Linked DNA regions of Homo sapiens: region 1 is linked to region 2. Evidence: read pairs that join two places in POLR2A ChIA-PET (ENCODE). Cell type or tissue: OCI-LY7. All regions are shown on one strand. Each heading gives the region's core, and the rest is flanking DNA. Links, peaks and the distances in the headings are about the cores only.

The links. Peaks named below come from ENCODE experiments on the same cell type or tissue, not always from the same donor. Only the 100,000 strongest peaks of a DNase experiment are listed, where the experiment ranks them.
Region 1: POLR2A ChIA-PET joins it to region 2 with 6 read pairs; 2 of 35 experiments call an interaction of 5 or more read pairs at or near these places.

What each region holds. Positions count from the first base shown.
Region 1 is chr4:108,140,418-108,156,328 of GRCh38, reverse strand. All of the region lies in intron 3 of LEF1 (lymphoid enhancer binding factor 1), which reads left to right. Among named protein-coding and RNA genes, the nearest start is that of LEF1-AS1, 19 kb to the left of the region's middle. In OCI-LY7, for the core only: no CTCF peak of the experiment used is centred there; no DNase peak of the experiment used is centred there.
Region 2 is chr4:108,550,203-108,566,113 of GRCh38, reverse strand. RPL34-DT (RPL34 divergent transcript) reads left to right here. Exons shown (of 4, transcript NR_026968.1): 2 at 9,050-9,849. LOC101929621 (a long non-coding RNA gene) reads right to left here and starts at 8,881. Exons shown (of 2, transcript NR_134679.1): 1 at 8,796-8,881; 2 at 5,722-6,221. In OCI-LY7, for the core only: no CTCF peak of the experiment used is centred there; DNase peaks (open chromatin) are centred at 9,043 and 9,323.

The DNA of each region.
Region 1 (15,911 bases), core at 4,128-12,127, 410 kb after region 2:
CTCCTTATAGAATATAGAGTTTCCAGATAACTCCTGAAAACAGTCAGCCGGGGGAGTGCACTACTGGAATAAATAAAGAATGGACTAGACCCTCATATGAGGATTTATCTTAGGAAGTACTTATCTGTTAGTTAGGTCCTAGAAACCTAATTGAAGAAATGGAGATGATAAAACTGCTTTTTTCAGAAGGATTCTTGAGATGGAAACACAATACTAGTAAAAAGAAAACCATCTTCAAGTATGTTTCAGAATCATGTGGTTAATGCTTTTCAATTCATTTTTATTCTCTTGGCAATAGAAGGAACTTTTTTTTCAGTATCACGAGGTATTTTCAGCTATTAAAAAGTTCTGTCCTTTTCAAATACACATGGCAGCCTCAGTGCTGACTTTTCTAGGCCATTGTGTTTTGTAAATTGATTCTATCCTTTTGCAATGTGGTGAACAAAATTTTTGAGCCTTAATTAGGGAGAGATAGGTAGGCAGTGCCCTATGATGGCTAAACATAGAGAAGGGAAGGACTAGGCTAGATGTTAAAAGACCTGAGATCTAATGTCGGGTCTCCATCATCTTCTTCTGAAAACTTTGGGAAGGTTAAATGGCATATTAATATCGGGCTTGTCTACCTGATCTGATTGATGAGAAGTTCATATGGCACAAAGCCTGCAAAAGCGCTGTTTTCTAGCTGTGGCCGCAGAGCAGGAGTCTAAGATGGTGTAAGTCAGTGCCTTGGGCCCCACCTGGTGGGATTTCTGCAGCTATAAGAAGTGCTTGACTCTACCCGGGAAACTCCAGAGAAAGGGAAGAAACTTTCGGTTCCTATTGTGCCATCATGCTGACTCAGAATTTGGATACTGGGTGAAGGCCTTACACAAACCTTTAGAAAATGTTTGCATAAATAAAAATTCAGGGGAATGTCATCGTATTTTTACAGATCTGATTTTCCTCTCTTGGGCTCGCTTTCCTTGTGATTGTTAGGAGAGCAGCAGATTTTCTTCTTTAGCACCGTAATCCACCATGAAAGGGAATGAGACGTATGAGGGAACAGATTTCTAAATTTCAGGTTTGTTAGCCGAAAGTCTCATATCCTTCTAATATTTGATATGAAATTGCCAGATAACTCTTAACTACTTGAATGGAGTTGAATTGAGGTAAGAATATGTTTTTGGTTAGGAGATTTTTTTTTCCCCCTTAATCCCATAGGAGCTGGGGTTTTCTCTCTACTGCAAAAATTATAGAGAAAGGATATCCAGGAGCCGTATGAAGGACAATGGGCAAGTTATTTTTTTTTGCCCTTCGAATTTCCTTCTGGCTTAAATTTTTCTAGCTTTCTTGTCACCGAAAAGGATCACGTCCAAAGGGATGTGTTGGCTGAACAGCAAGGAGAAATCAATGTTTTTCTAGCCTCCTGGGAAATTCCAGCTTCTTTCCTTTCAGGACTTTTCTTTTTCTTTCAGTAAAATCCCATGAATGTTAAATATTTATATATTGGATGCAGCTTTCTTTGTACAGGATCCCTCAATTTTGAACACTATAAATGGTACCTTAAAATAATTATGGTCATATCATCTTTGTATACTGGTTAAAATGACCTGGATCGAGGGAAAAAGGTGCTGAAATCTTATCTCAAATATATTAGACTTTGTTTTGGCATCTTAAAGTCTGTAACAAAACCAAAATATGAAGTAAATAATATTTACTGTTTATTACAGTTGGGCTGACCAGTCAGCTGTCTGGCAGTGTTAGGAAAATAATCATTGCTTGAATTATTTTTTTTTCTTATTTGTATTCATACATTAGAATTTTAAGTTAAAACTCAAGTTTTTTGGTTTTTTTTTGCTTGAAAAAGAAGGGAAAGCAACTGATTTTTTTTTTTTTTTTTTTTTTTGCTACTACCTTGTGCTACATACTGTGCGAGGCACCTTACAGGGTTGTCATATTTAATTTAATCCTAATGTGAAAACTGGGGTGAGTGTTATACTCCCGGTGTTAAAGACAAGGATCCATCGTCAGCGACAGCAGTAACCTGCCCCAATTTAATACGGTTCCTTAAGGTCTAAAGACTTGTTTGTTTTCATTTAAAATAGCCATATTTACCTTTAAGAATACAAAGTACTTATTAAATTCATCATAATATTGATTAAAATTGAAAGCAGAAGAGAAATTGTTACAATTTTCTTGAAAATTTCAAAAATGCTTAACCATTTTTATTAAAATAAAAAGAAATTTAAAAAGCAATACATGTTCACTGGAAAAATTAGAAAATTCAAATAAGCAAAAATAATACCAAATATTAAATTCCCAGGATCACATTGTTAAAGACGATCACTTTTTCTGTGTGGCCTTTTAGACTTCTTTCTGTGCACACATATAAATGTAGGTAAACAAACACAAATACTTGTTATATATTCATGGCAATAGGAACATAAGGTATCATTTTGCAACTTGCTTTTTTGCCACCAACTTATTATGTATATCTTTTTCTATTAATAAATAATCTTCTGTAACATCATTTTTAATAGATTGCCTAATTTATTTAACCAGTATTTTATTGGTAGACATTTAGATTGTATCACCTTTTTCCCCACCTTATGCAGTACTGTGATGAAGTGCATATATTCTAACTAAAAGTTTGCACAGATTCTGAATTGTTTCTTTGGAACAAATTGCCAGAATTGCAGTCAAAGGCAATGCACCTTTTTAGGTAGGAGTTACCTGCACTGCAATTTAATCTTAAAAACATGTTTATAAAGTTAATATTTAAAAATATGTACTTGTTTACATTCAACTTTCGTTGTGGTTAGTGTTTTGAGGCTGATAATTTTCATGCCTCTTCAAGTCAATAATTAGTCCAGCAAAGTCAGACAGAGGGAAAGTGTAATATCAGCTTTATTATTAATAAGGCCAGACAGTATCAGGCAGTATAATACCAACTGTATTATCAATAAGGCTACATTGGAGAACGTGACTTGAACTGTGATACAAACCATGGACTTCCTTTGATTTTCCTAAATTGAACACAACACCAAGCCACATGCCTCTTTTGCAGAGGCAGGGTGCTCACATCCTGTAGAACTGGAGATGAGACCAAACCCATGTTTGGGCAAGCTGGCCTGACAGAGAGAACAAAGGGTCAGTCTGTCCTTGCTCAGTTCCTGCTTCTAGGTTGCCAAAGAGATGAGTGTCCTTCCTTGTAGAGAGTGCATGAGGTGCTGGGGAGGGAAAAGGGCTACAGCCACTGCTGAGAGGGCAGCAGTTCCTACTTTAGTGACCAAGCTAGGGAGGAAGGGAAAAGGGTGAGGTGATTGTCTCTTTAGTCATGACTTGCAGTCAGTGAGACTAGGGTCCAACCAAGATAATGGTAAAATAAATGAGTAAATAAAAGAGAGCAGCAGCAAAGCACTGCTGTTGGAGTCCATATACCTAGATGCTACCACTCTGCTACTGACTAGATGTGTGTTCACACTCTTTGACCCTTGGTCTCCTCATCTGGCATTGGTGGTGGTATGGCTGGAAGGTGGCCAGTGGCCTCTGAATTACAGGTGTTTCTGTTAAAAAGGCAGATTACTGGCCCCGTCTGCAAATGTCCTGAATCACACACTACAGGCAGGTCATGTAGATGCGCTTTTAACAAACTCTCCATTGATTCTTCTATAAAATAAGTTTTGGAAAAACATTGGCACAGTAGATGCTCAGTAATTTAACTGAGGTTCAGATAATGTAAATGACTTTCCAGAGGTCTCACACCCAGAAAGCAGTGGAGCTGGGACTCCAAGTGTGGCCCTTTGGCCCCAAGCTTACTTTCTCTTCACTCAACCATATTGGGCCCTAATTGAGACCACTGGCACTGTTCACCTCTCGTCAGATCTCATGAGGTTTTCTCCCCGAGTGCCTTGCCCCACTGGCTGTGGGATTAAATCACATTTTGGGGCATTATTTTTAAAAGCTTTCCACACCCTGGAACCATCTCCCTTTCAAGTCTTACCTCCTCACCACTCTGCCTTGCAGCTTATGATTCAGTTACACTCCCAGACCTGCATCCTAAACCCTTTTCCAAAACCCTGTCTTTGGATTCTTATAGCTTGCTCTCGCTGAAATGCCCTGTTCTCTATTCCCTGCCAGCAGGGTCTTGTCCATCCTTAAAGGTCTGGGGTAAGTGCTGCCTCCTCAATGAAGTTCCTCCGGATCCCACCGTCAGTCAAGAGTGACTACTCTCTCTTTCGGGTCCTCATAAGTCCTCCCTCAGAGCTCTGTAGCCATGTTTTCCAATAGCTTTTTGTCTTTGTGTTTGTATTTCTCATTGATTGTTAGTTTCTTTAGGATAGGGAGCATGTCTTATTCATCTTTGTTGCCCAGAACCTGTTATATTACTTGCCACAGAGCAGGTTACTCACCAGATGTTTGTGGAATAAACAGAACAGAAATTTTAAAACTTCAAGAATGTAACGCAACAACACCAGGTATCAATCCGTATTTAAATGGAATCTCTTAAAAATATATAAATTTGTATGGAATCGCAAAGCCAAAATGGAGCTTAGAAATTATTTGAGCATTTCATATAGAATCCATGGACTAGACGTTAGTTATTAGTTTTGAGTACTTAGCACATGCCAGGAACTGTTCTAAACCCCTTCTGTGCGTTAGCCCATTTAATCCTCATAGTAACTCAGTGCTATCTCTGATATCCCTGTGTTACAGTTGAGGGAACTGAAGTATAGAGAAGGTTGAGCAATGGCATGCAGGGCATAGAGAAGGGTAAGGACGACTGTAAACAGGTCAAGAAGTGGAAGGTCAGATAATTTACCCTGATTGCACAACTGGTAAGTAGTGGTACCAGATTGAGGCTCAAGTCTTCACTCTCACAGCAGGGTACTTTCTGCAACTTCAGTTTCTTATTACCATTTCTGCCACTAGCATGCAGAAGACGCTAGATGATTATTGAATCAGTGAGTTTCTCATAGGTAAGATGGAAATGATTCTTAGTAGGGTTTTGTGAGAATAAAATTGGAAATTGTACATTTCTTTAACATATTTTGGGTAGTAATAGCTATTATGATGCTAGTGGATAACACAAGAGTTCAAAGGTGACCAGTTAGATGTGGAGGAGGGAAAGAGTTGTGTAAAAGATGATGAGTGTTCTAGCCTGATGGTGAGAGGACAGTATTAATGGAAATAATTAATTTGGAAAGAGAAGCCAGTTTGAAGACAGGCATTCATGAGTTTAGCTTAGGAATCATTGTTTTCAGTTTTATGCTAAGAAAACAAAATTAACCAAGATCTGGAACCAAACCATTTTACATTATGGGCATCTTTTTGGTCCATACTTTATTTGATGTAAGTCAACAATGCCTCACAAAATCACTTCACTTACCTATGAAGCTTCCTGGACCTTGACCAGAAACCTCCATGTGATTATGAGAAATAAGTATTTTGTCCAAGGGTGAAGAGAGTACTGGTATTAATAATATACTAGCATGTAATATTTAATGATGTACTTTACATGCATTTTTCTTATTAAATCTTTACTAAACAGTATGAAGTGAATGCTACTAATATGCCTATGTTTCCAGTGAAGAAACTGAGGCACAGAGAAGTTACTTGAATGTCCATAGTCCCAACCAGAGTTTAATAAGTGGTAGGGAATTTGGATTCAAAGTCAGGTATTTTCAGGAGCTGGGGCCCAATTCATAAATCAGTTCATCTCTCAGAAGTGTTAAGAGTAATCCTTAGTCAATAAACTACTTTGAGGATTAAAGGTATCTGTTATACTTTTATTAAATAATGTAAATGGCTTAAATAAAAGGTTCTAAGAATACTTGGAAATTGTCTTCTGGTTCATTCAACACATAACCATGTGATTGCTCAATGTATTCTTGAAAATTCCCAGGAAATATTGCTTCCTGGGGTATATCAGACATAGTTTGATAAGTGTCTGATTTTTATGGGAATCTCTATTCCTCACTTCTAGAGGCCCAGTGTCCCCAAGTCTTAGGGACTAAACAGATTAATCAAATAGCTGTATGACCAAAGGTTTCATTATTCTTAGAATCTTTTTGGCAAATGATGTTGCCTCCTTATTACATAAGAACTGAGCATTTACAGGCAAAAGTCTGCCAAAGAGCATTCTTTGCACAGCAAGCAATTAAAATGTGGTATGTGCTTCATTTTTAGGAGCAGTTAGTGGTGATTTTTGTGGTATCATGATGTTGGTTTAAATAAGAGAAATTAGTTTAGAATTAACTGGAATTGTGATCATTCCTGAGAAGTTGCAACAGTGAGTTTCCTTTAAAAAGTGAAGAAACTTTTCTTTCTAAGGAGACATTAGGAACAGTCTTTTCTTCTTTTTCTCAAAAGGAAATATCTTTTTTTTTTTTTGGTTAACAGTAATATATAAAAACGGGGGAAAACCCATGAAAGAACAGAAAAAATAAATAAAAAGTACCTATATTTCTGTCATTCTGATATAATGGTTTCATTTTGATGAATTGTTTCATTTCAGACATTCTTTCTGTATCTATACCTGTAATACAAACGTTTTTGTAAATGAGCTTATAAGATTATTATTCTATTATAATCTTTTGTCATTAAAAATGTATTACGTGTGCTCATCTTTATGTGAATGTAGGTCTGTGTCATCAGTTGTAATGGCTGGATAGTATCCAGTTATATATATATATACACATGTACATATATGTACATATATATACACATGTATATATATGTACATATATACACACAAATATATACACACTTTAATTTATTGGATTTATCCTCAGTTATGGATGTTAAAGTTTTTTTGTTGTTATTTTAAATACCACTACAATGAAACCGTGTTAAAAATATATTTATAATCTATTTTTTTTTTTTTTTTTTGAGACGGAGTCTCGCTCTGTCGCCCAGGCTGGAGTGCAGTGGCACGACCTCGGCTCACTGCAAGCTCCGCCTCCCGGGTTCACGCCATTCTCCTGCCTCAGCCTCCCGAGTAGCCGGGACCACAGGCGCCCGCCACCACGCCCGGCTAATTTTTTGTATTTTTAGTAGAGGCGGGGTTTCACCGCGTTAGCCAGGATGGTCTCGATCTCCTGACCTCATGATCCGCCCGCCTCTGCCTCCCAAAGTGCTGGGATTACAGGCGTGAGCCACCGCGCCCGGCCAATCTATTTGTTTATGTTACTTGCTGGTTCATAGCTTTCTTGATTTAAGATAACTTTTTACATAGTAAGCATGTAAACAGTTTTGACAAACTATTCATGAAATAATGGTTCAAAACTATTTTACACCAACATCATGTATCTGTTTCTTTACTCCTGCACAATTAAGATCTGCTTGCAAGTTAATATGTAAAGAACTTGCTACTTAATATAAGAAAATTCATAGTAACTCAGTGCTATCTTTGATATCCGTGCAGCATTAGTTTGGTTCATTATTTATATTTAATTTCAGGAGTGAAGATGCTAATACAGCTCTTTTGACCCTCATAGGATGGTGCAATAACCAGAAAGCACATCTTATTGCAGTTCACTAATTATATGTTGTTATAGGAGTTTCTGAACTAATCCTAAAGTTTAAGGATAAACAAGTTTCCTGGTAGAATGAAGATAAATCCTAAAGAATGTTTTCAGGAATGATTTATCATTCATTCCGTAAATATTCATTGAAGATACTTATTTTGACAGTCAGTGTGCTGAGCCCCATTGTGGATACATGATGATAAAAGCAGAGTCACCACCCTCTAGAAGCTTACAGATTAGTGAGGGAGAGACACTTGTGCAAACATCCACAGCTGAGCAGAGTGAGGCAGGCATGACATCACTACTACAACCCAGGGATACAGGTGTGAACAGAGCCTAGCCTGCTCACCCTGGAGTGTTGCAGCCTAGTAGAGCAGTTCCAGAGGACTGTCTTTATATGTACTATTCATTCTTTACCTGCTTTCAGTTCCATGTGGCCCATTTGAAGCATGGTGGGGAATATTTGGTTTACTTGTTTAAAAAGGGTTGTGTAGACACCTCTGGGCTGGGCCAGGAAAGTTGCTTGATAAATTTTTTTTTTTTTATTAAAAGAGCATTCATGTTAAGTAACCTAAGACTATTTAAGAATAGAACTCAGAAACTCAGAACTATTTATAGAGCATTTGAAATGAACAAGTTTATAAACATTGCTGCCAAGTTAACTGATGGTTGGTAAGAGTGGAGGCCAGGACTTAGACCCTCTTCTGTTTTATGCTGTTGGTACTGTGTCACTGTTTATTTAGTACCACCACCAGAAACCTTTACCTTGTGTGAGGCACTTGCTTTTTGTACTATTTAACCACATTTTAAATCGTTGTTGTTAAATTTGACTACAATTTGAATTGGGCAAACAATATTATGAAGGTAGATAAGTTTTCATTTATTTACATATGTCATGTAGTGGCTGAGAACACATGCTCTGCATCTTAAGTGCCTGAGCCCAAATCCAGGATTAGCCACTTACTACAGGTGGGAAAATTGCTTTACCTTTTTGTTTCTGTTTCTTTACTCACAAGTACTTTAAAAAAATTTCTGGCATCCTAACGGTAAGTTGGAAAGAGTAGGAAATGACTGTTTCAAAAATATTATTTAGTTACCACATATAGGAAATACGTGGTCTGAATTCATTGCAGGGAATCACTGTACTGCTAGGAATAAGGTGTCAACATAGGACTGTGAATTGCAGGCTTGAGGATATTAGATCCCATTTAGTGAATAATGTGAAGCCAACAAAAAGTTACATAATACAGGATTATATGTACTAGATTTTATGAGGGCTTCTTATGTATCTATAGAGGAAAATGGAGATTAAATTTTTCAAAAAGAAATATTTCCTCCTAAGATGGCTGGGTATAAGGAAAAAACAGAGGCCTCTGTGTAGTGGTGAGAGAAATGTGACATTTAAGCTACAAATGAAAAAACCGTTCATAATTCAGGGCTATCTGAGATGTTTGTTTTTGTTCTTATTTGTTATTTTAATCTTGAGTTAATTCAATAATGTCTATGCAAATTTGAAAATATTGGCTACCTGAGAAAAACCTTTTAAAGACTTTTTTTTTTTAGGCTTCTATTGTTGCTAATCTCGTGGTAGAGGAAAAAATACTGACATGGAGTTAGGCAAGTCATTGACTAGCCATGTATCCCTGAACAGACTAGTCCCTAACTTCTTCAAGCCTGTTTCCTTCTCTCCCTCCCTCCCGGGCCTCTCTCTGTAACCCAGGCTGGAGTGCAATGGTGTAATCAAAGCTCACTGCAGCCTCAACCTCCTAGGCTCAAGTGCTCCTCCTGCACTTCCCAAAGATTCAGGTATGAGCCACCGCACCCCACTGAGCCTCAGTTTTCTTATCTGAAGCTCTAACAAAGGACTGTTGTGTAGACTAAGGGAAACACGGTTGTGTCAGTATGCTTCCCGTGCTTAAAAGCTCCTGGACTTCTTATGGTACCAGACTTTAGAGCTCACTCAAAGAAAACACACTTGCATTTCTCTTGAGTTGTTTTATCGATACAGGTTGAGTAACCCTAATCCAATATGTGAAGTGCTTCAAAATCTGAAACTCTTTGAACACTAACATGAAGATCAAAAAACAAAAACAAAAAACTTGTCGGAGTTTTTAGGATATTGATTTTCCCATCAGACATACTGAACCAATAGGTATATAATGCAGATACTCCAAATCTGAAATGAAATCTGAAATGCCTCTGGACCTAAGAATTTTGAATAAAGTATACTCAACCTGTACTGAAAGCATCAGAATTTACGTCAGTGCTTTTTAAGAAAGGAGGTTTTTTCTGCTCTAGAGGTGAAGCAAGGTCTGATGCTATGAGAAAGGTAGAAGATTGACTCAATACTTCTTTTTGCCTGGTTCTGGGAGGACATCTCATATGTTAATAACTTATTAGGGGCACCACAAGTGCATACCTATTATACCAAATCAGATCTGGACATCTAACGTGAATAATTCCACTGGTATATAATGCTTACCATTAAAGGTCTGCCTTTGGAACACCAAGCCATACCTACTTTCTGCTCATCCTCTGCTCACTCTCTCATAGAATCCTGAATTCCTTGACCCCAGTCATCATCCAGATACTCCTTTTCATGAGCAAACATTTAGTGTTTTAAAGTCACAAGGTCGCTACGTGGACAAAGACTAAGCAACACAGTTGTTTTTACTCATGGAGAACATGTCCAGGAGAGCTTTTCCTCTGGCTTTTGTTTAATTGGGATAGGAGGAATTCATTCACTTATTCATTCAGCAAATGTTTTTTCAGTGGTCACTTATTTTTAAAATAGTTTCATTTTTATTGAGATATAATTCACATAGCATACATTTTACCCACTTTGAGTGTACAGTGTAGTGGTTTTTAGTATATTCACATAGTTAGTGCAGCCATCATCACAGTCAGTTTTAGGACATTTTCATCACCTCGGAAAGTAACCCCAGAGCCTTTAGCTATTATCCCCTTATCTCTCATTCCCTCAGTGCTCACCCCAGGCCCAAGCAACTACTAACCTATTTTGTCTCAACATATTTCCCTATTTGAGACATTTCATAAGAATAGAATCATAGGCACATATAGGGTGTAGTCCTTTGTGACTGGCTTCTTTCACTGAGTGTAATGTATTCAGGGTTCATTCATGTCACAGTGAGTATCACAGCTTCATTTCTTTTCCACTCTGGCTTCCATGGCTCCATCTTGCTTCCAGAAGGTTAGATCAGTACAGTGAGGAAAGGAGCTGATTTAATCCATATTGAGAGGAAGAAAAGTGAAATCAATTGATATTTCAGATATCTAAATCCATGGTGAGATTTATTTTACTGCAAGCCCTCATCAATTAAAAATTTTGGCCACTGTATAATTATTTATGAATTATATACCTGAACTATATAATTATCTGATGGCTGTTATTTCAAATAAAATTGATAATTTCTCGTTATTTTGGTCAGCTTCTTGACAAGTCTTGTCCAGTGTCATTACAGATTTTAGCTTTAATGCAAGCTCTTAAAGGGTTGATATTAGAGGTAGAACTGTTGGCTTTGCCATTTTCTTGCTGTTTTTTGTGCTTACATTATTACTGTTATCTTCAGTCCACTTGGCATTCTTGACCGTCTGGCATACAGAGCAAACGGGGGCCCCAGTGGCAATTTGTATGTTAAATATTTCTGGTAAAACTTAAAATTTTTCATATAGAAATATGTATTGACATTGTAGTATTTTCTTCCTGCTGCACCCCAGTGGATAATGCTATGTATTCTTTGTATGATGTGGGATAACCAACTATTCTAGATTGATGGCTGGGGAAAGTAAACGGGAACCCTATTCCTATTTGTTCCGATAAGATACTTCTGAAAGTGTGGCTGTTGAGTGTTTCATATGAAAGTTTTTTATGAAACCTGCAGATTATGCAGTATTCATGAGGATACTCTTCTTTTTTTTTTTTTTTTTTTTTTTTGGCTGGTTGGGTCAATTCTTTGCTGTACAGATTACTTGCAGATTGCTCAGAATCACCTGGGTTTGCTGCACACTGAGCTGTGGGCTGAGGCTGTGTTTCACCCTCGTGTGGCCCAGCTAAATGACATCATTTGAGGTCGTGCTTCATGGTGACCTTGTGGCATCTCCTGTTCACCCCTCCTGTGGCCCTGCCCTCCAGCAGCTGTGTGGGAATTCTGCTCCCTTCCTTCTCTCTAGATTAGATGTCTGCACTAGGGCACTTGCTATTTTAAACCAAAGATGTACTGTGTGTGCAAGTGATGAAACCGCTTGAAAAGAAGGCTCTGTGCTATCTGAGACAGTTCTCAGTCTTTCATGAGCATGTTGAAAATTGGGCACCATCCAATTATTGACATATGATTGTAGATCTTGATGGCAGAACTCTGCCAATTCCCAGGGGGATCTGCTTGATAAGCTGTTCATTTGACTTGGGGAAGACAGGAGAGCAGTTTAAACCCAGCTCCAAATATAAGAACTGTTTCTTTAGCATGTGCCTGGGGCCAGCTTTGTTCTTCACTGAAGGAATAACCAAAGGAAATGGACTTAAATTGTTGAAAGAATTTAGGTTGGGAGAATTACTTCAGAGGGAGAGATTAATAAACATTGGAATGGTTTATCAAAGGAAAGCATGGAATCTGGTTATTTAAAGGTTTTTAAGAGTAAATTTGTATTTGTGTGAAGCGATTGGAATGCCTCATCTAGAGGGGTCCCAGACTTTGGGCAGTACCTATTAACTCCTGCTCCTCAACCGGCTTGCTTCCCCCACTCCTCACCTCTGAGGCAGTTTTCTTTTCTTTTCAGTAAGGAGCATAAGGACCCTCCAGGTTCTTCAAGAGATTATTTTTCCCTTCCTGAAGGGAAAAATAAATAGGCCAGCACATAGATTATGCTATATAACGAGTCTCCTGTGTATCATTACAGTGTTGTCACCTCCATTCTCAATGATGGCAATTTTTGCTGAGGGCAGTCTGAGAAATGTGTGGAGCCCACAGCTCCGGGGGCTACTGAGATTCCATATGCTTTTAGTTTGTCTCTGCTTAGCCACTGGAGTGCCTCTCTCAAGGTTGGTGGCTGAGCAAGTGGTGCTGTGTTCTCTCACATGCTGTTCAGGTGACTAAAATTCTAAGTACAGGTTTCTCTGAGGAGGGCCTTGAAGAAGGCGGGGGCAGGGGATTGAGGGGGCGCCGTATATTGACTTTTTCCTTTGGTTTGAATGGGAAGCCTGGGATGCTTCCAGTGACTGTTTTGCTTGTTACTTTGCAAGAGAAGGCTAATGATAGAATCACAAAAGAAATGTTTTTTTGCCTGATAATCTGAAATTAGAAGGGGGCCTTGGGATATGGAAAATGTGATAAGCTTATTAAGAATGCAACCTACAGAAAAATATTTGATAACACTGGAACTTATTTCCGGCATTTTCCGAAAATGGTAAAATTAAGGAAAGATGGCACTTTTCCAAGAGAAAAATATACAGATTTTGAGATGTTATTATTCAGGTTTTCTTGCTGATTTTGCTTTTGCAATTCTGAATTCATGTAGTTTGTACCCTTTCCTCTAAAGCAAAACAAACCCCAAATGAAACAAACATAAAAACTGTAACCCAGTAAACTGAAGTAGGCAGGTTGTTAAAAGAAAGAGTTTTCCAGTTCTGCACAGTTACAGACAAATTTTCAAAGAAAATTTACAGTTGGGTACCTTACAGCCAGGTCTGTTGATTCAAAATCCTTTCAAACAAAGATGGCTTTTGTTCGCCAATTACTTGGTGTTTCAGAACTAAGAAGTTTTGTGCAGAATGAAAGGAAGCAGTTATTTCATAGTCATTTCTCCTATGTCAATAAGTTTTAGAACTTTGTAGACTTGGAAAAGTTAAAGACTGATGGTTCATTGACTACTATCTACATAAACAATATTAAATCTTTGTGAAAAGGGGACTTTGTTAAACGAGATGCATTTTATTTTATAAATTCTCTTAAGATTCTACTTTCCTGCTCTCTCCATCCATAATCTTGTCATTTCAATGTGAATGTAAATTCAGAGTTTCTCTGTAGAGCTATGTAATATTGATTAGGGCAGACATTTTCAAAGGCAGCAATTAAAAATTAGAATTGGAATAACGGAAGGTTTTCTTACTAGGGAGTGATTACTGGACATATGTAACACTATATGTAGCACCAGAGACATAGTATAGTGATTTATGGTCGCCCTGCTTGCTTTTTATGTTGATTTTAAATGTAATAATGGATGAATTACACAATGTATTTAATCATAAGTCCAAAATGTCTTAATTATTTTTAAAAAATTAGAAATAGCTTTACTTTTAATTTCCATTTTAAGAAATAGGATACTAGTGTTGATGTATTTTGGTTATTATGTTCTTAGGAATTTTTCTGCCTCTTTTGGTGGCATTAGGTTTTGATTCACTTGTCAAGACGTGATCCTGTCATACTGATTTGTGTCTCTGTATCTGGAGCCAGAATTGAAAACCACCTTTGACTTTCCTGTTCTTCCTCTTCTGTTAATGGAATCATGCATTTACAACTTCCCAAATAAACCTGTGATTCTTACAAATGCAAGTATCTGCTCTGCTTAGTTGATTAAAAAGGGCTAAGGAGGAGCAGGTAAGGGCGCGGGACAGGTCTTTAGCAGCTGCACCCGTTCACCTTGCATCAGGTGTCTGCAAAGTCTTCAGACCAAATACATGTTAGAGTCCCTTTCCCAATTGGAATCACTTACCCCATCATTTTTATTTTACCCTTTAGGCTTGAAAAAGTGTGTATTTAGCCATCAGTTCATTTTGTGTGGTCTGAGTTATAAAATGCCCCTGCTGGTTTTTCCATATGAAAAACATGGTTTTCATTTGTGGAAACTTACATAATTTTTTTTCTGGGCCTTTTGTGCTGCTTTAAATTAAAAGCAAATGTATTTCCCTCCCCTTCATTCTTGCTTCCCCACCCCCATCTTTGCATGTTCCAATTACAGAGTTGTGAAAATAAGTCATCCTTCGGCTTTTGTTACTTTAAAACAGCTATCGGTGATGTCAGAGTCAATACTAAAAGCATTAAGAATGCTGGCAGAATGTAATGCAGCTGCAATCCAACATGATGCTGGAAATGGGGTTGAGAGCATAAAGGCTTTCCATATTCCCAGGGCGCACAACTGCTTGCGGCCTTGGCTTTGATCTCTTCAAAGGCTGCTGCCTCCTCCTAGATGGAGAGACTTGGCTGCCACTCGCTTGCATTGAAAAAAGGCAGAGGTCTCTATTCAGGCAGAAATCAATCACTGTGCAGAAACAATTATGTGTAATTCAACCATCATGAAAACAGGACGAGATTACGGGTTTGTTACCTGAGTGACTGTGTGAAGACGGGGAGCAGAGAACACTGGAGTCCCGCTGACATGCCACATCTCGATGACAATTATAGACATATGAATGATGTGGCGGGGGGGGAGGCACAATGACAAATACTGGTCACGCTGTCCAGCAGAGCAGAAAATGAGGTTACAATTGGGAGATAATGTTTGCATATGTAACCATATTTCAGCAAGCTGAACAACTTCAGGGAACAGACCCTCAAAACTCTTGTGAATATTTGTATGTACAGAGACTAACATATGAATTTGATATTGGCTGAATTAGGACAAAAATAATCCTAATAATTTGAGGATTATACTGAAAGAGAGAAGGAAAGTGAATTTAACTTTGGTTTATTACACTTGCTGATTTGGAGTACATACTACTGCTAACACCAAACTCTGAAAACACAACTAACTTTCTAACCTAATATATATGGATCTCTCTTTAAACATCTTCTGGTTCAAGAATAACATTTTTATTTTGAGTCTGTAAACTTGTCTCAAAAAAGCATTATGTTTTTTCACCTTGATTGAGGCTTTTTGGGGAAATGATTTTTGTCAGTTGTACCATCTTCCCTTGTTTTCAGATTTAATTTTTGAAAAGCAACTTTCTCAAATGTGTTGAAGTTTCCTTTCACTGAGAAGAAAAGCAAGGCATTTTTCTAGGTAGGAAATAACTTTTTGCTTTAAGTACAAGTATGCTTAATCTTGAAGCCCTGGCATGCAAAGCTATCGAGGTATTTATTTTTATTTTAACTTGCTTCTTGTCACCTAACAAAGGCGTAGGAGTAACCTCGCACTTTGCTAGCTAACCTGACTCCGGGTGAGGGGAAAGTCAAAATAAGATGAAAACCTAGATGGCTGATTATAAAATGGTATTGCTTCTGCTCAGTTTGATACCCAGGCCTGGGTTTACCTTTTATGCTGCTCCAGCTTAGACATCAGAGGCGTGAGAGCTGCTTTGAGTTACAGATCTTCAAACAATAAGTCAAAACAAAAAATCAATCCCCTCCGGTCCCTGGGTGCAGTTATCGAAAGATAAAAGAGAAAAATAAA
Region 2 (15,911 bases), core at 4,685-12,684:
AGTAGAGATGGGGTTTCACCATGTTGGCCAGGCTGGTCTCTAACTCCTGACCTCAGGTGATCTGCCTGCCTCGGCCTCCCAAAGTATTGGGATTACAGGCATGAGCCACTGCATCCGGCCAGATACGATACTTCAGGATAACTCAAATTATTTTTTTCCCAAGAAGCTAAACCTAGAATTCAGAAACCCTTTTCCAAACATTTTTCCATTAAAAAAGTTTTGTATGTTAACATTTTATCATGCATTTATAGTCTTTCTGCAATACATTTGTGTATATAATAGGCATCTTGTATTTACTAATTTTTTTAGATGAATGCAAATCAATTTTAATTTGTATAACCCACCAGCCATTCCATTGCTGACTATACTCACAAACGAAAAGCTCCACCTCACTCCACCCCCATTCAACTGTGGTCTCCTTGTGGAGGGAGGCTTGCTGTCCTGCCTAGTTAGGGAGCACAATTACCTCGAGCAAGCCTGTCCAACCCATAGCCCATGGCCCACACGTGGCCCAGGATGGCTTCGAATGCCACCCAACAGAAATTTGCAAACTTTCCTAAAACATCAAGAGTTTTTTTATTTTTATTTTTATTTTTTTAAGCTCACCAGCTATCATTAGTATTAGTGTGTTTTATGTGTGGCCCAAGACAATCTTCTTCTTCCAGTGTGGCCTAGGGAAGCTAAAAGATTGGCTACCCATGACCTAGACAGTTTTTTTCTTTTCTTTTTCGGTTTCCAGGGAGATTCCCTCAAGCCCTCGTCTAGATGTTAATGTGGCACGTGTGGCATTGGAGTCTTAGCTTTTCAAGTCTTCTTTTCTTTACTAGAATGACTGGGTGGAGCAAAGGAAATTCTTACAAGGTATTATGGTTTCTCTTCTAAGCTGAGTTGAATCCAGACATCATCAGTGACCAAAGTCACTGCCATCTGTCAGTTGTGGGAGCCCCAAACAAGAGGTCTTCCTCTGCTCCCAGTGAACAGGTAACTTGCATCTCAAAAACCAACACATCCCACCTGGAACTTATTGGCAGACTCAAAAGAGAATCCAAAAATGAAATCAGTCACAGAGATAGAACACACTGCTTTTTCTTGGAGCTGGTGTCTCCTAGGTTCAGGCTTGTGGCATATGGGTTGAACAATTCAATAAAGTTTTCCAATGGTATAGGCCAACTGAACATACTTTTCTAAAGCACAATATTCTTCCAAAAATGGAAAGAAAAAATAAAGCCCAAACCAAACACACCCAAATCAGCTCACTTCTTTGGTGTGCCATGTAAAACATTAATAAAATTGCCTGCTGTGAAGATATTTGAATTTAAATCGTTGTCAGGTCTAAGTAGGGTTAGCTGCTTGAGAGATAATCAGCATTCTAACAAAGTACAAACATTATATACAAAGCACTAACACTATAATTAGTAAACACAGGTGCAACAACTTCTTGCTTCCTCTTCCTTAGATATATAGAGATTACCCGGGGAATAAGAATGACAGGATGGAAAAAAAATAGAAAACATGTAAGGAAATAACTTTATAAATAGTCAGAATACAGCTAGTTTTGCATCAAAATGACAAAAATAAATGCACATCTCTTTAAATATTATTTTATTTTGCAATATTTTATATACACGTAAGTATACAGGTATATAAAGTTTTAATAATCACTTGTTAGGCTTTACATAGCATTGCCTTTCATATGCACTTCAAACAACAATATACAATTCATTTCAAATATAAACCATGAGTTCCATTATAATAATATTAAAGAAAGAGTGAACAATTTAGGTGGGTCAGGGACATGGGAAGACTATATTTGAAGAGTAGTCTGATGTATTCCTGGGGAGGTTGAACAGGTAGAGATTTTAGAGGGAATATTTGTCCTCCACTCAACCAGGGCCTTATATACATACATTTTTCTCTGGAGCTTTGAGCATCAAATGAAAGGAGTGTAAGTAGGAGAAAATTCATGAGCTCTGACGTCAGACAGCCCTGGATTTAACTCCCGGCTCTGCTACTTACTAGCTGTATGAGTTTAGGCAAGTTACTTAAACTCGTTCAACTTCAGTTTCCTCATCTATAAAATGAGAGTTGTTAACACCTTCCTGGAAAGCTATTGTCAGGATCAAATAAGATAATGGTATTAAAGCACATAGGGCATAAGGAATGCTTCACCATTGGGCGCGGTGGCTTATGCCTGTAATCCCAGCACTTTGGGAGGCCGAGGTGGGTGGATCACTTGAGGTCAGGAGTTTGAGACCAGCCTGGCTAACATGGTGAAACCCTATCTCTACTAAAAATACAAAAAAAAAAAAAAAAAACCAGCTAGGTGAGATGGCACACACCTGTAATTCTAATTACTTGGGAGGCTGAGGCAGGAGAATCACTTGAACCAGGGAGGCGGAGGTTTCAGTGAGCTGAGATCACGCCATTGCACTCCAGCCTGGGCTACAGAGTGACACTTCATCTCAAAACACAAACAAACAAACAAACAAGCAAACAACAAAAAGGAATGCTTCACCAATGCTGTTTCATTTCCTCTCGCTTGTCTGTAGGTGTAGGAATCGGTGTCATTCAGGTTACCAAACAGGTTTCTCAGTCAGAGACAAGACAGCTTTAGCAGACTGGAATCCAATCTTTTCTATCTTGCTCTCTTTTTCCTCTCTTTTCTCTTCCTTTTTGTTTTTCATTGTAATAACAGTATGATTACATGGCCCTAATGGAAGATCTGATTCACTTCCAATGTTCCTTTTCCCTAACCCAAGAGTAAAACCTACAGTATTCACTTCTGGTAAAGAAACATTTTCTTAACTGTGTTTTTTTTTTTTTTTTTTTTTTTTTTTTGAGACAGAGTTTTGCTCTGTCGCCCAAGCTGGAGTGCAGTGGTGTGATCTTGGCTCACTGCAACCTCCGCCTCCCGAGTTCAAGCGATTCTCCTGCCTCAGCCTCCCGAGTAGCTGGGATTGCAGGCACCCACCACCACGCCCAGCTAATTTTTGTATTTTCAGTAGAGACAGGGTTTCACCATCTTGTCCAGGCTGGTCTGGAACTCCTGACCTCGTGATCCACTCACCTTGGCCTCCCAAAGTGCGGGGATTACAGGCGTGAGCCACCGCGTCTGGCCATTTTCTTAATTGTTAAGGGAAATTTATAATTCAGCCACACAAAGCTTAATTTTTCTTTTTTTAATTATTATTATTTTTATTATACTTTAAGTTCTAGGGTACATGTGCAGAACGTGCAGGTTTGTTACATATGTATACATGTGCCATGTTGGTGTGCTGCACCCATTAACTCATCATTTACATTAGGTATATCTCCTAATGCTATTCCTCCTGCCTCCCCCCACCCCACAACAGGCCCTGGTGTGTGATGTTCCCCTTCCTGTGTCCACAAAGCTTAATTTTTCTACCTCAGTGTGAGCATATGAAGGATAAAAGAACACTAAGGATGCTTGCTTTGAGGTTACTTAGGGTCAGTTAGATATTGTGCTTTTCTGTTTCTAAGTCTATATCCTCATCTATCCCAAAGTGATTGAGATTCATATAACAATTCTGTTGGTGTGGATTGGGATAATTCACTTCTACCTCATTGCTTCAATGTTGTGCCATTATGGGCTCCTGAGTGTACATGACTTTGTCAATGTCTGGATGAGTCTACTTGTTTTATACCTTTTATAGTGCCAGCTACACATTGGGGCATCCAGGAAGCAGTCAGTAAATTCTGAATGAGCAAATGATGAATGAATACTTTTAGAACAGTATTTCTTCAGTTTTTGAAACTTATGCTTTTTTTTTTTGTTTTGTTTTTTTTGAGAGAGAGTCTTGCTCTGAGGCCCAGGGTGGAATGCAGTGGCATGATCTTGGCTCACTGCAACCTCTGCTTCCCAGGTTCAAGCAATTCTCCTGCCTCAGCCTCCCCAGTAGCTGGGATTACAGGCATGCACCACCATGCCCACCTAACTTTTGTATTTTTAGTAGAAATGGGATTTCAGGCCGGGTGAGGTGGCTCACGCCTTTAATCCTAGCACTTTGGGAGGCCAAGGTGGGCAGATTGGCTGAGCTCAGGAGTTCAAGACCAGCCTGGACAACATGGGAAAACTTTGTCTCTACCAAAAATGCAAAAATTAGCCTATTGTGGTGGCACACACCTGTAATTCCAGCTACTGGGGAGGCTGAGGCAGGAGGATCGCTTGAACTCAGGAGGCAGAGGTCACGGTGAGCCGAGATCATGCCACTGCACTCCAGCCGGGGCAACAGAGCAAGACTCTGTCTCCAAAACAATAAATAAATAAAATAAAAGGAAAAAAGAAACAGGGTTTCACCATGTTGGCCAGGCTGGTCTCAAACTCCTGACCTCAAGTGATCCACCTGCCTCAGCCTCCCAAAATGCTGGGATTCCAGGCATGAGCCAACACGCCTGGCTGAAAATTATGCTATCTTTTGATCAACAGCTCCCACACCCCAAATGTGATACTCTTCTACAGGGTCGCCTTCCAGTGATGATGAATTGTATTCTCCACCAGTTAAAACTTTCTAGTCTCTCCCACCCTAATTACACACTAAAAAAATACTACTGGACATGCTCTCTCCCACCCAAGGTTCTGCTATTTACCCCATTTCCAAGAGTATCTGCACCATTTTAGATCAGAGGCCCCAGAAAGGCAGGGACATTCCTATTTAAACATCTGCCATGCATAGACATATTAGGTACCAAATAAGTGCTTTTGATAATGACACAAATTGACAGCTTTGGGAAAGCTGTAGTGCCCTACCATCACCGATTACATTCAGTCATTCAAAACTGGATTTAAATCCAGACCTCCCACGTAGAGTCCCCATAGCCTAGTCTGAGATGGAATGCATGGCATTCTTCAACCTCTCTTCCTTAAATATCTGTCCAGATTATGCCCTTTCATGTGTTTTTGAAGTAAAAAAGAAAATCGTATCCTCTCCTAAAACTTTTCCTGACTCAGGCATTTAATATTATTCATGAAGACTAATGGCTGCAGTTTAATTATTTTAATGTTTCCAGCTCAAACTATAGAAGTCTAGGAACCAAATGTTTGGCCCATCGTAGCTAAAAGCCTGCCTATACTTTTCATGTGCACGACTGTAAAATGAAAAACAAGGAAAGTGGCTTGTAATTGTATAGCAACCAAACACATGGTTTTTCCCTTTCCTTTGGGATGAAAATGCCTTCCTGTAGAAACTAAGGTTATGCCCCTACTTCTGAAGCCCAAGGAGGGACACTTTGATGTGAAAGAGGATCCTGGCCAAGTAACGGATGCAGAAGCCAGTGTGGGAATAGGAGGAGCCTCCAGAAACAGGAAAAGGCATTGTCCCAGGGAGGGGTTATTTCATCCCACTCTGTCGTCATTCGGGCTGTCTGGTTTATTTCCTCCCCCAGATTGGTGTGAGTTGGAAGGACAGTCCTTTGTTAATGAGGTCAAGAACAAGACTGACCATTTTGTGAGGTGGTTAGGGCTGAACTTTCAGATTTCAGATTTTATAAGAAGTGACCGAGAAAAAAATTAATCTGGGCTTCATCTAAGCAACACCAAGGCAACTGGTTAGGAAGTGAGAAGTCCAGTCAATTGGTGTGGCTAAGCAACATCAAACACCTTGGTTTTTCTAAGGAAATATTTCAACATGCCAACAATTTAGGCTTTATGCAGATATAAGACTGAAATCCTGCCTGCAGCCAGGTTCCCTCAATAAAACTTGCTAAAATAAAAAAGATTTTATTTTAAGAGTTTCATATCACAAATGAATAGCTGCTGGTCAAAGCACTGATAAACACAAAGCAATGTATAGAGCTGGGAAAATCCCTGGGCTTGTTTTCTGGGACAGCATTAGCAATGCCCCCACGTGGGTTCCATCTTTCTTGGGGGCTTTCTCAGCACACACTTGTGTGTGCCCTGCAGCTCCTTGTGGGAATACTGATGCACGGGTCCTTGCAGAATCTTCAGCCAAACCTCTGTCAGCTGGGAGCAGCAGTATGGGAAAGAGTGGCCAAAGCTGGTTCCATCTGGCACAGGCCCGAGGCCTCTGGCCACATTATTTTCATTGTACTTAGCACTGAATGCTTCATAGTGCTTGAGAAGGCTTTGTCTTTATTAGTTTTCACAACAGTCCATGTTGTAGGATATCATTAATATTAGATTTCCCATTTTAGAGTTCAAGAAGCTGCTGATCAGAAGGCTTAAGGGACTTGTCCATCATCACCTGGAAAATGAGTATTTGACCCAGGATTAGATTGCATAAATACGGGTCTCCAATGGCTCTAATACTGCAGAGTCCACATAGAGTCTCTAATGGCTCTAACGGCTGCATAGTCCACATAGAGCATTGGGTCTCTAATGGGTGCATAGTCCACATAGAGCATTGCCATTTTCTCTGAGAACCTAAGGGAATACTTTTCTCATCTCGTAGGAACCCCTCTCTTCCCAGGGCCCAGGGAAGCCCCTCCCAGTCTTATCTCAGGACATGAACTGGGTCTGAACTGCTGGAGGCACTCTCTTAACCGAGGTTGGGCTCAGCTCAGCTCTCATTCTATGTCACACAAAAAGACCCACGAGGGTTTGAGATGAGCTGGGTTTTTTTTTTTTTCCTAATCTGCAATACTAGTACATAAAAACATAACCTTAGGGAGCATAAACTGAATAAGCCAAAGCTAATCTTTTAAAGCAATTCAATTTGATATGGCAAAATATGAGTCATCTTCCATGTGCAAGACCCAAGGATGAATGAAAACAGTCCTGACACTCCAGGAGTTCACACCCTTCCGAGGTAGACAAATGCACACACACTCATTTGCACTACAGGGTTCACTGCATAATTGTTACACAAGAAGTAGAAACTACATGTTAAGTGGGTCCAGAAGAGGAAGGAGACTCCGATTCTGACCAGGGATGTCTGGAAGCTTTCTCTGAGGAGATGGGAGGGGCCCTTGACAAGTCAGACTTGCAAAAGCAGAAACAGAGGTCCTGCGTGATTTGCCCAAGCTCAGAATGCATTTCTTCATCCATCATACCAAATAGCTTCAGAATCATTATCTGAATGTTACAAGGGAGATATGGTGTAGTGTAAAATTGAGATGATTTTTATTCTCAGCTCTATTTTGCTAAAAAAAAATTCCAAGAATAAGGCAGTGGCAGAAGTGACCCATTTTTCTCATTTTGCATAAATTTGATTTAAATTCTCACTACTGGGGACTTTAATAATAATAAGATTTATCCAGAGCCTTGCATCAGTGTTAAAGAAGGACGTTCATTCAGAGGAAAATTTTCAAAAAGATCAACCATGCATTGAAATCCATTTATGTTTCCTATGTTTCTAACTGGCGTTCCTTGAAATATTTGCTAATTGCTAAATTATTTTAGCCAAGATTAAATCCCCTGGTTTTTCTACTTATTTGAGTTAGTATCAAGTGAATAGATAAGGTGAAATCTATTTCCTCCACGGAAGTAGATTAAGAGGTTATAAACATAGGATTAGACTTAACTATAGTATTAAGCAGGAGAAACTGGTCATAATGTATGACAATGAGTTTTTTTCCATGTTCAAAAATAGTGTACTTGTCAAAGCACCGGGGCATTACACTGAGAGATGCTGCATAAATACTTTCTATTATTATCTCCCCTTTAAAAGTGATTTTCTGAGAAATCTCTAATACAAAAAATTTTTTCTGCTTAGACAGATATGTGTTCTTTGTTTTAAGGTATCTACTTGTTTGGAAATTTCTGCTTAAAACCAGTACCTTGAGGCTGGGTGTGGTGGCTCATACCTGTAATCCCAGCACTTTGGGAGGCTGAGGCGGGCAGATCACTTGAGGTCAGGAGTTCGAGACCAGTCTGGCCAACATGGTGAAACCCTCATCTCTACTAAAAATACAAAAAAATTAGCTGGACGTGGTGATGTGCACCTGTGGTCCCAGCTACTCGGGAGGCTGAGGCAGGAGAATTGCTTGAACCCAGAAGGCAGAGGTTGCAGTGAGCCAAGATTGCACCACTGCACTCCAGCTTGGGCAACAGAGTGAGATTCAAAAAAAAAAAAATCCAAAAAACAAAAACACCAGTACTTTGAGATAAGATATTGGGTACATGTGAATCTGACAGAGAGACTATATATTCAATTTTGTCCAAAAATCTTAAGTCACCTGATTATACACAGTATTGTGTACAGTGTTCTTCAGCTGAGAGCTGTACAACCCTAAGGTTAATGAATTCAGGCCGAGCTCCATGGCTCATGCCTATAATCCCACCACTTTTTGGGAGGCCGAGGCAGGAGGATCACTTGAGCCTAGGAGTTCAAGACCAGCCTGGGCAACATAGTAGGACCCTGTCTCAAAAAAAATTAAAATAAATACATAAAATTAATGAATTCAGTCATTTGATTAATCATTATTGAATACATATGATGCACCAGGCATTGTACTACATGCTAGTGCTTGCTTTAAAGAAGCCTACAGTTTTATAGAGTAGACAAACAAACAGTAAACATACAAACAACACTCACTGAATATGATGAAAACTCTATTTTCTTGAATAGAAATGGCACAGGTTATAAAATGCACCATTTAAAAAAATCACTTAGAAAAACTGTGGCCAATTAAACTATGACACAGTATTGATTATAAGATTCATTCCAACTTCAGATATGTTAAAATATGAAAAAAAAGTATATATCAGAATCAGCGAAATGCAGTACTCTCAAGGAAAAACAGGGCTGCGTTAGACTATCACAGGGAGATCTTTAAATAGGGATGGCCTCCACGCTGAGATACATTTTAGCTCGTACCTGAAGAATAAGAAGTTGGTCTCACTTCAGCCCAAGAGGAACGTTCCAGGCAGCAGGAAGAGCCTCAGGTCACAGAGGCATGTTTGAGGCACCTAAATTATATTTCACAGGTTTGGTAGCAGTTATCTTGGGGCTTCTTCCAAACCACCACTGTTTTTAATATAGAATTCTAAACCATTGAGGCATCTCCCTTTCCACATGGTCCTCTGCAGCTGTTGTAGCTTTCCTGCTGTTGTTGTGTGTTCTGCTTTCAGGCTGCTCACTGGCCCGTCTCCTCTCATGACTGCTGCTCTGGGAACCACCTCTCTGCTCTCCATCGCTACCACTCTAGCCTGTGGCCTGCTCCTGGTTGAAGAAGCCATCAATGAAAATGAATACCACTCTGGAAATCTTGGGTGGTCTGACCTGATATTTTCGCATAGTGGCCACAGATATTTTAGGCCCCCAAGAGGTAGTCTTACTCTTTCAATTTTACTGGCTCCACTGTTTGAGGAACTTGGAACAATTTCCCCAGGGACTGGTCTGGAGGTACTGTTGAATAACACCACGGTGTTTTTTTTCCTCTCCACCAAGGGCCCGTTGATGTCTCAAGACCAGACATAAAACTTTTGGTGCTCAAGTCACTCAGAATGAGAGTCCTGCTTTCCCTCAGCACTCTTGCCCTTTGAGGGTGGGGCCAAATGTTTTCTTCCTTTCTTACTGAGGACTTTTGATCCTGGTTTTTGATATTTGTCATTCCCAGGGGGAATTTTGTACCCTGTGTCTTGGTAAAGTGTAAGACCACTGTGGATTTTGGGGTTAAGTCTCATTTCCCTATCCCTCCCTTCAAGAGAAGAAAGAAAGAGAGAATACCCAAACCCTGCATCGTCTCTCACTCGCCTGTCCAGAGCCTATGGAACAGCCATTGGGGCAGCTGTCACAAGCTGTTCACACAGCTTTTCTGATATACTGACAGTCTCATGAGGAAGTGCATATAACTCCCTGCAATGGTTTGAATGTGTCCTCCGAAGTTTATGTGCTGGAAACTTAATACTCAATACAACAGTGTTGACAGGTGGGACCTTTAAGAGGTGATTAGATCACAAGGGCTCCGTCCTTATGAATGGATTAAGGTTATTGAGAGAGTGGGACGCTTATGCAAGCAAGTTTAGCCTCCTTCCTGTGTGCTCTCTCTCTCTTTCTCTCTAAAAAAGAATGGGAGTTATTAGATGCTTTTTTTCAAAAAGAACCCTGGCTCCTTATACTATCTCTACAATTTCTTTACATCCTATTCTAACTCCTCACATTCCATTCCTTCTTAATCTTACTTAACCTTACTATAGTTTTCATTTTCACCAAGATTTATAGTGACTCCAGCTAGTCAAAAACGATGGTTAACATTCTTTATGATTTCATCTTACTGACCAATTGGCATGTGGTTAACCACTCTTCCACTCTTAAAACACCCTTGGCTTCCCTGAGACCATGTTCTTTGGATTTTTTCCCATACCATTGGCTTTTGTTTCACTCCTTTGGGTTTTCTTTCTTTGCTCAACTCCTAAATTTTTGAGTACTCTATAGGCTTGATTTTGGTTTCTCTGTTTGTTTTCTGTCTTTATCCTCATTCTAGGCAATCTCATAACCACCAGAATTATGACAATTTCCAAATGTATTTCACTAGCCCCACTAAGATCCAAACTTACATATCCAACCTCCTCCTTAATATGAAATTTGATAGCTAATAATCATTTGAAACCAGAATTCTTGATTCCTCTCTCAAATCTGTTCTTGTCTTTATCATTTCAGTAAATGACATATCTACTTAGTTGTTCAAGCTAAAAACCTAGAAGTCATTCTTGATTCCTTCCTTTCTGTCACCCCTGTGTCCATCCATCAGCAAATCTAGTCAGCTCACCCTCCAAAATCAATCTCAAATCTGATTATCTCTTTTATTCTCTATCTTTACTCTCTTAGTCCAAATAATTGGCTGCAGTAACTATCTAACTGGTCTCCATGCTTCTATGTTTGCCCCCTTACAACCCATCCTCTACATAGCATTCAGGGTGATTTTTTAAGGAAAATGTAACTCAGCGCATGTCTATTCTCTATCATTTAAATTAAACAAAATTCGACTTCTTCACTTTGTGTGATTTGGTCTCATCACACAAGCTTTATCCATTTGAGATTTTGTTAATTTGTTATCAGGTGCAAAGATAGATCCTTTTATTCTTTAAAGGCAGATATAACTTTTCAAATACATCCTTTTACTTTCAACTAAACCCCAATTTTGCTGGCAAAAGAACACTGCTTTTCCTTTTTAGGAACTGGTTGTGGGCAGGTTTAAGGTACTGATAGGATGACCAGACATGTAGTGGAGAACCCCAGTGTCATTGCACAAATGCCAGCCTTCCCCATGTTCATGGCTGAGCCTAGTTAAAACTGTAGGGGAATTAAAGTTTTCTTCAGTGCACCAGCCATTTTTGGGGGGGTAATTATTGGGGGAAATGCTGTATCACTATCACCTGCCTCTCCTGCACTTATTTTGCAAAGTTTATAGTGCTTTCTTCTAGGCCTCCATAAAAATTTGTTCTCACAATTTCTGTGTGTGAAATGTGAACCCAAAAGTATCTGAGACAGGTCTTGATCAATTTAGAAAGTTTACTTTGCCGAGGCTAAGGACACACCCGAGACACAGCCTCAGGAGGTCCTGACAACATGTGCCCAAGGTGGCAGGGTACAGCTTGCTTTTATACATTTTAGGGGGACATAATAATACATCAATCAATAGATGTAAGATTTACAGCGGTTCAATCTAAAAAGGCAGGACAACTTGAAGTGGGGACTTCCAGGTCATAGGTAGATTTAAAAATTTTCTGATTGCCAATTGATTGAAAGAGTTTTTATCAGTAGAAAACAAAGTCTGGGTTGTGATAAGTGGTTGTGCAGTCCAAGGTTTTATCATGCAGTCGAAGCCTCCAGGTAGCAAGTTTCAAAGAGAATACATTGCAAATGTTTCTTATCAGACTTAGGGTTTGTGTTGATGTTAAATGCTGGTCAGCTTTTCCTGAATTCCAAAAGGGAGGACGGCATAATGAGGCATGTCCAATCCGCCATTCCCGTCATGGCCTGAACCAGTCTTTCAGGTTATCTTAGGAGTGCCCTGGCCAAGAGGAGGGAGTCCATTCAAATGGTTGCGGGGGTCATAGAATTTTATTTTTGGTTTACAGAAATAATCTGTAAAAATGTATTAAAAATAACAAAGCAAACAGTTTGCATTTGTTTTTAAAAGATAGTCATGCCTTGTGGCATGTAATACTTGTAATCCCAACACTTAGGGAGGCCAAGGTGGGAGGAACACTTGAGGACAGGAGTTCAAGACCAGCCTGGGCAACATACTGAGATCTCATCTCCAAAAATAACAGAAATAAAAAAAAAAATTAGCCAGGCATAGCAGCATGCACCTGTAATCCCACCTCCTCAGGAGGCTGAGGTGGGAAGATCTCTTAAGCCTAGGAGTTTAAGGTTACGGTGAGCTATGATGGCACCACTGCACTCCAGCCTGGATGACAGACAAGAAAGAAAGAACAAAAGAAAGAAAGGATGAACAAAAGAAAGAAGTGGGGAAGGAAGGAAGGAAAGAAAGGAAGGGAAGGAAATAGTTCATTTGACAAAGACTCCCTTATTGAGCAAATGTAGTCAGGCTCCTCTGAGCCCTCCTTTGACTAGACTTTCTCTTTGGCCCAATCTTTGGCTTGCCAAGTCTAGTTTTAGCTTTGGATACTGCTTAGCCAGTTTATAGAGAATCCCACCACCTTTGATATCTAATCAAGCTCTCCTCCCTACCCTTGATGTCTAATCAAGTTCTTCTCCCCCAATGTTGTTGATACCTAACCAAGTCCCTCTTTAGTATGTTTCTATCCAATGACTCCCTCATCATGCCCCTTGAATATATATTCCCACTTATCCCTGTTGTATTTATTTATTGATTGATTTTTGAGGTAGGGTCTCACTCTTGTCACTTAGGTTGTTATCCCTGTTGTATTTAGAATTGAGTTCAATCTCTCTCCTCTATTGCAATAGTCTTGAGTAAAGTCTTCCTTGCCATTTTTAACAAGTGTCTAGTGCAAAATTTCTCTTCAATGTGTTGATTCTATGCACCTCTTTTTCATTTTTAAATTATCATTAATTCTCCCCCGATCCCCCACAGTATAAATCTTCTCTTCTCACTATGTTCTGACACATTAATTATTTAAGCAAGGTTATTATTATTTTAAAAATCATAGACATCTATCTATTCCTTGATCTCTGTTCTTAGAGCGGCTTCACAGTTGTAATCCTGATATCTCTTTCACATTGCATTTTGGGGATTCTTTTTGCCTTTCTCTTATGTAGGATTCCCCTATTTAGTTCCGCTGTCTTCTTCTTTTTAATTTTTTTAAACAAATTTTTGGGATACATGTGAAATTTTGTTACATGTATGTAATGCACAGTGATCAAGTTGGGGTATTTAGGATGTCCATCACCTGAGTACAACACATTTTTTGTTAACTATAGTCACCCTACTCTGCTATCAAACATTGCATTTATCTCTTCTATCTAATTGCATGTTTGTACTCTTTAACCTATTTCTTTTCATTCTTTCTCCTTCCCCCAGTCACCTTTCCCAATCTCCATTATCTCTTTCCACTCTACCTCTAGGTGATCAAATTTTTTAGCTTCCACATGTAAGTAAGTACATACAATATTTATCTTTTTATGCCTGGCTTACTTCACTTAATATAATGATCATTCATGTTGCTGCAAATGACATGATTTCATTCTTTTTTTATGGCCAAATGGTATTCCACTGTGTATATTTACCACATTTTCTCTACCTATTCATCCATTGATGGGTATTTAAGTTTGTTTCATGTATTTGCTATTGTGAATAGTGCTGCAATAAAAATGCAAATGCTTTGTATCCCTTTGATCTATTGGTTTCTTTTGGATAGATACTTGGTAGTGGGGCTGCTGGATTGAATTCTGTTTTTAGTTTTTTGAGAAATCTCCATACTGTTTTTCATAGTGGCTGCACCAGTTTACATTCCCAGCAACAGAGTATACAACTTCCTTTTTCTCCACATCCTCACCAACATCCATTTTTTTTTTGTCTTTTTAATAATAGCCGTTCTGACTGGGGTGAGATGATGTCTCATTGTGGTTTTGATTTGCATTTCTCTGATGGATTAGTGATGTTGAGCATTTGAGCATTTTTTCATATACCTGTTGGCCATTTGTAGGTTGTCTTTTGAGAAATATCTATTCATGTGCTTTCCCCCACTTTTTTTTTTTGAGACTGAGTCTCGCTCTGTCACCAGGCTGGAGTGCAGTGGTGAGATCTTGGCTCACGGCAACCTCCGCCTCTCGGGTTCAAGCAATTATCCTGCCTCAGCCTCCCGAGTAGTTGGGACTACAGGCGCACCACCACACCCAGCTAGTTTTTGTATTTTTAGTAGATGGGGTTTCAGCATGTTGGCCAGGATGGTCTCTATCTCTTGACCTCGTGATCTGCCTGCCTTGGCCTCCCAAAGTGCTGCGATTGCAGGCATGAGCCACTGCGCCCAGCCTCTCCCACTTTTTAATGGAATTATTTGTTGCCTTTTATTCCTGTTGAGTTGTTTGAGTTCCTTGTATATTCTGGATATTAGTCCCCTGTTGGATGAAGTTTGCAAATGTTTTCTCCAAATCAACAGGGTGTCTCTTCACTTTGTTAATTATTTCTTTTTTGTGCAGAAGCTTTTTTTGTTTAATTAAGTCCCGTGTGTCTATTTTTATTTCTGTTATCTATGCTTTTGAGGTCTCAGTCATACATTCTTCGCCTAGACCAATGCCCAGAAGAGTTTTCCCTAGGTTTTCTTCTAGTATTTTTATAGTTTTAGAGCTTGTGTTTAAGTCTTTAATCAACTTCAAGTTGATTTTGGTATGTGGTGAGAAATAGGGGTCCAGTTTCCTTCTTCTGGAATGTGGCTATCCTATTTTTCCAGCACCATTTATTTAAGAGATTGTCCTTTCTCCAATATGAGTTCTTGGTGTCTTTGTCAAACATCAGTTGACTGTAAGTGTGTGGCCTTATTTTTAGGTTCCCTGTTCTGTTCCATTGGTCTATATGCCTATTTTTATACCAGTATGATGCTGTTTGGGGTATTATAGCCTTGTGGTATATTTTGAAGTCAGGCAATGTGATGCTTCCAGCTTTGTTCATTTTGCTCAGGATTGCTTTGGCTCTTGGGTTCTTTTTTGATTCCACATGCATTTTAGGACTGTTTTTTCTAGTTCTGTGAAAAATGATGGGATGTTATCATTAAAATTGCATTGAATCTGTAGATTGCTTTGGTCCATATGGTCATTTTAACAATTTTAATTCTGATTCATGAGCTTGAGATGTTTTTCCATTTGTTTGTATTATCTTCAATTTCTTTCATCAGTGTTTTGTAGTTTTCCTTGTAGAGATCTTTCACCTCTTTGGTTAAATATATTCCTAGGTTTTTATTTCTTTCTTTGTTTTTGTAGCTATTGTAAATTGGAATGCCTTCTTGATTTCTTTCTTGGCTAGATCATTATTGATGTATAGAAATACCACTGATTTTTGGGCATTGATTTTGCATCCTGCAGCTTTACTGAATTCATTAATCAAATCTAAGAGTTGTGTGTGTGTGTGCACGCGTGTGCATGTGTGTGTGTGTGTGTGTAGTCTAGTTTTTTCTAGGTATATCATATCAATAGCAAAGAGGGACAATTTAACTTCCTCTTTTCCATTTTGGATGCTGTTTATTTTTTTCACTTGTCTGATTGCTCTGGTTAGGACTTCCAGCACTGTGTTGAACAGGAGTGGTGAAAGTGAGCATACTTGTCGTGTTCTAGTTCTTAGAGGAAAGGCCTTCAACTTTTCCACATTCAGTATGCTGCTAGTTGTGGGTTTGTTGTATATGGCCTTTCTTATTTTGTGGTATGTTCCTTCTATACATAGTTTGTTGAGAGTTTTTTTTGTTAATCATGCAGCCATGTTGAATTTTATTAAGTGATTTTTCTGCATCTATTGAGATGATTATGTAGTTTTTGTCCTTCATTCTGTTGACATGATATATCATGTTTATTGAC